Regions from separate parts of the Homo sapiens genome. Here region 1 is linked to region 2. The links are chromatin loops, found by intact Hi-C in ENCODE. Cell type or tissue: GM12878. All regions are shown on one strand. Links, peaks and the distances in the headings refer to the core of each region. The heading gives the core; the rest is flanking DNA.

Evidence for each region. Peaks named below come from ENCODE experiments on the same cell type or tissue, not always from the same donor. Only the 100,000 strongest peaks of a DNase experiment are listed, where the experiment ranks them.
Region 1: it touches region 2 in a loop (4-fold over the local background); 4 of 110 quality-filtered maps call a loop at or near these places.

What each region holds. Positions count from the first base shown.
Region 1 is chr11:94,755,739-94,758,661 of GRCh38, forward strand. It overlaps a transcript of AMOTL1 not described here. Among named protein-coding and RNA genes, the nearest start is that of AMOTL1, 11 kb to the right of the region's middle. In GM12878, for the core only: no CTCF peak of the experiment used is centred there; a DNase peak (open chromatin) is centred at 1,654.
Region 2 is chr11:94,518,260-94,521,182 of GRCh38, forward strand. The region is part of intron 2 of C11orf97 (chromosome 11 open reading frame 97); the gene reads left to right. Among named protein-coding and RNA genes, the nearest start is that of C11orf97, 7.3 kb to the left of the region's middle. In GM12878, for the core only: a CTCF peak has its summit at 1,399 (motif pointing right); no DNase peak of the experiment used is centred there.

The DNA of each region.
Region 1 (2,923 bases), core at 213-2,712, 240 kb after region 2:
TTGGGCTCCAAGCCCACGGCAGCATCTAGGGTTGACTGTTTACAGCTCCCGAAGCCCCAGTGGGTGTGTGTTACAGTGTGCTCTTTCAGTTTTGCTGTCTGCAGGCCGCTTGTGTTCATCAGCTCAGTTAGACCCTCTGCCTTATCCCAAGGACAGAGGGCTTTCTGTATCCTGAGTTCTTGCCCTATTGTACCAGAAAAATTGGATCACACGTGGGCTTGGAGGATGGGTGCAAGGTTTTATTGAGTGGTGGAGGTAGCTCTGAATGAGGTGGACGGGAAACCAGAAAGGGGATGGAGTTGGAATGTGACCTTCCGCTGGAGTCAGGCTGCTCAGCAGCCAGACTCTCCTCTGACTGCCCCCAACCAAATTCCGCTGTCGATGGCCTGCAGTGTTGGATGGTGTCTGGTGGTGTGCTCTTCTGCTCCTCTCAACGTCCAGCCGCTTGTGTCTGTGCCCGCTAGGGTCTCGGGTTTTTATGGGCACAGGATGGGGGGCGTGGCAGGCCAAAAGCAGCTTTTTGGGTGCAAAAACAGAAATGCCTGTCCTCATTTAGGTTTGTGGGCACAGGCCCGAGGATGGAGCCCTTGCCAGGGACCCCGCCCTTCTCTACCCAGCACTTCCCTGCCCTCCTCCTGTATCATTATTATGACCCAACATAAGGATATATTTTATGTTTAGACCCACAAACACAAATACAAATATAAATATAATTAAACAGAATTTCATGGAATAGCTATTACTCTTATTCGGCTGCATCTGGTATTTCCTATTATATTCTATTTCATTTATTTAAAATGCGGGTCAGGACCCCGTTAAACTGATTTCATGACCCACAATTGGGTGACCAACTACTGTTTGAAAAACATTATTGCTATATAGTGTTACAGAGCAAATACAGAATAAGTCTATTCCTCATTTCTTTCTAAAAGATTTTGAAATATTTGAAGGTTGTCATTATTATTATGTCTTAATCTTCTCTTTTCTACACTAGATATGGCCGAGTTTCCCCATCCACTCCCATCCTGCTCAACACCTTCTGAGTGCTTTCTAGCTGAGAAACATTTCACTTAAAATTTGGCACTGAGACATGAGCACATCACCTCACATATAACTTGGCCAATACGTGGCATTGTGGGACCATTAGACCTCTTGATTTCAACTCCCCTGCCTGAGTTTATATCAATCAGTTAATTAATATTCATTTGGGTATAGTTATAATTACTAATTTACCTAAAATACCTAACCTAGCCCATTTTTTTTTTTCTGTTTTGTCTATTTTGGTATCTTGAAATATTTTTCCTATTTGTTGGGGTGGGGGGATGGGGAGCTCAAATCAAGATGATAATTATTCATGTTTCCTGGATCTGCCCAAAACTCAGGAAATATAAACAAAAAGAAACTATGTGTCTAGCACAGTCTAGCACAGCAATAATTAAAACTCCACGAAAATGACCATATTTGGTAAGAAAATGGCTAACAGGTTAATAATAGTTAATATTTCTAGAACACCTGCTGCAAGTTAAGCACTGGACTAAGAGCTTTACATGTAATTTACTCATGAATTTCTCACAGTCCTGTGAGGTGGATACTATTGTAACCACCGCTTATGAAATGAGGAAAAACGGCTTTACAGAAGTTAAGTCGTTCAGCCAATATCATAGGACTACTAAGTGGCAGAGGAGGGGTGATTCCAGGCCCATCTGGCTGCTAAGTCTGTGTTTTAAAATCTGTAACTGCTTCCCACAGAGAGGAAACCACCTCTGGTGGTTTAAAAAGAGAGAGTGCCTGTAACATGCTGAGAATAATGCTTACATGGAGGCTTAATAAATAGATCTTACTGTCTCCTATAAGAAAAGGGAACAGCTTAGTAGCAAATTCAGGCCACTAAGAGTCCCCAGGAGTCTGTGAAAACTGTCTAGATTCATCACTAACCACAATGGGGCAGGCCTCAGAGTGCTTTCCAGTCGGGAAGTAAGGTCTGGAGTCAAGAAACATCTTTCTTGTACCCATGAGATGGGAGGCAACATAAAATAGTAGTTAAGAGCAAGAGCTTCTCACACCTGTAATCCCAGCACTTTGGTAGGCTGAGGCAGATGGATCACCTGAGGTCAGGAGTTCAAGACCAGCCTGACCAACATGGTGAAACCCCGTCTCTACCAAAAATACAAAAATTAGCTGAGCATGGTGGCGCATGCCTGCAATCCCAGCTACTTGGAAGGATAAGACAGGAGAATAACTTGAACCAGGGAGGCAGAAGTTGCAGTGAGCCAAGACTGTGCCATTGCACTCCAGCCTGGGCAATAGAGTGAGACTCCATCTCAAAAAAACAAAAAAGGCAAGAGTTCTGCAAAAACAGACTTGAATCTTGGCTCTGTTAATTTCATTTAATTAATTTCAAATTAATTTCAGGGTTTTTTGAGGCTTTTGACACAGTTATTAGCTAAAAAATCAAATGTTCAAAGATATGGAGCAGTGCCTAATGTCTGGAGAGCAGCACTACCATTTATTATTTCATTTATAGTTGGGAAAGTTTTTGATGGTACTAACAGATCAAAGTGGTGGCAGGAGGTTTTGGAACGGCTGGTTTAAATGGCTTCAGGAGACTTCAGTGTTTTGTTTAGCTACATGATTGAATGCGTAATAAATGCTTTGTGCTTTTGACTATCAATGCCTAGAGAAAGTGCATCAGTGAAGAGATGCAGGACGTTCAACTGATTGGCAAAAAGCAAGCTTTAGCTTGTCTTACAGGATGCTTAGTTTGCCAGTACACTTCAGACCAATGGGATAGTCATAGATGGCGTGACAGTGTTTAAAGGCAACAAAAGGCTACATCTCCATGTGGCCAGCACTGTCATGAGCCTCACTAAGCTATTTTGAAGATTTTTAAGCAATGATAAATTAAAAAGAAATTATACCCCAC
Region 2 (2,923 bases), core at 301-2,800:
AACACAATAATAACTTCAATCTTTATCAATATAGGTATGACAAGTAACAGTGGTTTCCAAACTTTAGATTTTTATCAGAATTACCTGGGAGCTTGTTAAAAGCAGATTGCTGAGCCCTACCCCTAGCATATTTGGCACAGTATGTCTGCAGTGGAGCCCAAGAATTTGGATTTTTACAAATTTCCCAGGTGATATTGATGCTGCTGGTCCAGTACCCGACTTTGCAAATCACTGACTCAGCAGAACCTAAGTCATTTACATGGTCAGATCATCCAAGGATTTCATCCCGTAGAGGATCTGAGCATTGATAGCTCTTATTGATGGTTCATGTGTGAAAGAGATGCTCTAGGAGCCCCAGAATCCCAGATGTTAGTTTGAAACTGCTGGCGTCCTTCATTTTCATGGTTCCTTCTCAACGATTACTAGATGCATATTTCATGCTCTCAAATCATCAGATTTTTATTGTGACACTCTTGGGTATCAGCAGTTGCTAGAAGAAATAACAAAACTATTACATAGACTCCTTCATTTGTGGAGAATTGTTGGTCAACCTGCAAGTGAGGTCCAAATTCACTAAGGATTCCTAAGAGAGAGGCTGCAGGCCCAGAAGTCCATCATTTCAGATTACATGATGTATGTTGTGCCCACTTTACATTTTTTTTTTTTTTGGATGGAGTCTCACTCTGTCACCCAGGCTGGAGTGCAGTGACACGATCTCTGCTCACTGCAACCTCTGCCTCCTGGGTTCAAGCGATTCTTCTGCCTCAGCCTCCTGAGTAGCTGGGATTACAGGCACACACCACCACGGCCCAGCTAATTTTTGTATTTTTAGTAGAGATGGGGTTTCACCATGTTGGTCAGGTTGGTCTTGAACTCCTGACCTCGTGATCTGCCCACCTCGGCCTCCCAATGTGCTGGCATTACAGGCATGAGCCACCACGCCCGGCCCCACTTTACATTTCTAAAGCAGACATAGAAACTCCTTTGGGTCTTCTCGTATGACCCATTCTTATAAAAGGAGAGACCAATAAAATGGTGAAATTTGCTCCCATAATATCTTCAAGGAAAGTTTTAAAGTCTATTTTGAACTTAATGAATGGATGCAGAATGACCTACTGCATTTCAGCTGGGAAGCCCCGCCTACATGTACTATTTTCCTGGTGTTTAACATTTTTTTCTAAGTCTATACTGTTATATTCTGGATTTATCTTCATTGTTTTAAAAATCTACATAAAAGCTAGTTTATACACTAGCTGTATGTTGTATTATTCTTATTGGATACACTAGATTGTGAGACAGTCTGAGTGAATAGGATGTATCTTTTGGTTTATAAAAATTCATTTTCCTAAGCAATCTTTTCAAATATCCTTTATATAAAATGAAGACTGTCTGGGCTGCTTTTTAAAATAACATCCACTAGAGGTCGCACAGAGGTACTATTTTAGCCTAGAAAAATCTTTCAATGCGGAGAATAGATTCTATAAATTTGGGTTTTAAAATGATCTACTTATGGGAAATCCCGCTGTTTTTAAAATATATATCATGGCTAGAAGCCACATACCATTGGCCAGAACAGAGAATTAGCATCTAGAGAGGGTGCCACACTCTTCCAGCCCAGCCTCAGAGCCTAGAGGCCAGCCATTGGACATTTGCTTCTAATTCGGTTTGCAGTGACCCCTCCTTTATATATCTGATGACAGCCATGGCTTCTTTTCCTGGAAGACACAGTTTGTCACATACGTGCAGAATTCTGCATAAAACTTTTAGAGAATTGTGTGGTTCCTATAGCTGCTATTTTTAAAGATAAGTACATGTTAACCATTTTCTCCTCCCCTTTACTTCTCCTTTGCTACTTCACCTATTCTAATTAGGCATTTGTTCCCATGAGTCCAGGGAAACTGTTCTTTCCAAGATTGCAAATAGCCTTCTTTTTGAAGGTCAAATCCAATGATCCCTCCAACATACTCAACCTCTCTGTAACATCTGATGTAGTTGTTTCCTCCTTCTCTCTAAAAACACTTTCTTAGCTTGGCCTGTAGGTCACAATGCTCCAATTTCCTGGTTTTGCTCCTACCTCTTTAGCTATTCTTTCTCCATCTTCTTTGCTGGCTCTCCCTCCACCTAGCCTGTATAATTTAGAGGTCTCAGTCATGGGCTCTTTTCTCTACCTACCCTCACACCGTGGGATATCTAGCCCTATTGGGCTAATGACTCCAGCATTTTTTATTTCTACCCTATACTTTTCCCCTTAAATCCCAAAACCTACTTGATTCTCCACTTGGATGTCCAATAGGCCTCTCAACCTTAAGATGTCCAGAACCAAAATCTTATTCTCTATTCCCAGGCTTTTAAAAAACCCATAGGTCTTTCCCATATCATGAGATGGTACCACCAAACACCTAGAAGTCAAGTCCTCAAACTCCGTATCCAGTCTATCAGCCAATCCTTTTGAATTCAGTGTATATCCTAAATCCCCCACCAGCACCGTTGCCAAGCCCCTGCCACCTTTTGCAGGCCTGGCAATAGCATCCTATAACAGCCTCTGCTACTGCCCCTGCTACTGTTAATTCTCTGCACTGAAACCGGAGGGATCTTTTACAAACATAAATCGTTACATGTCACCTCCATGCTTAAAGTTGTCTGATGGCTTTTTATTATTCTGAGACTAGATTTCATGCTCCTATGGCCAGCTCACCTCTCTGATCTCATCTCCTATACTTTTCCACTCCACTTTAACCACACAGGCTTTCTTGACATTCTGGAATGTGCCAAATCCATTTTCACCCCTCAGGACATTTAAAGGTCACCCAGACATTCAGATATCTTCCTCTCTCTTCATTCAGGCTTCAACTGCATATGCCATCTTCTCAGAGAGGCCTTTCCACTCCACCAGGTCAAAACAGAAATTGTCCTCCAGGTCACC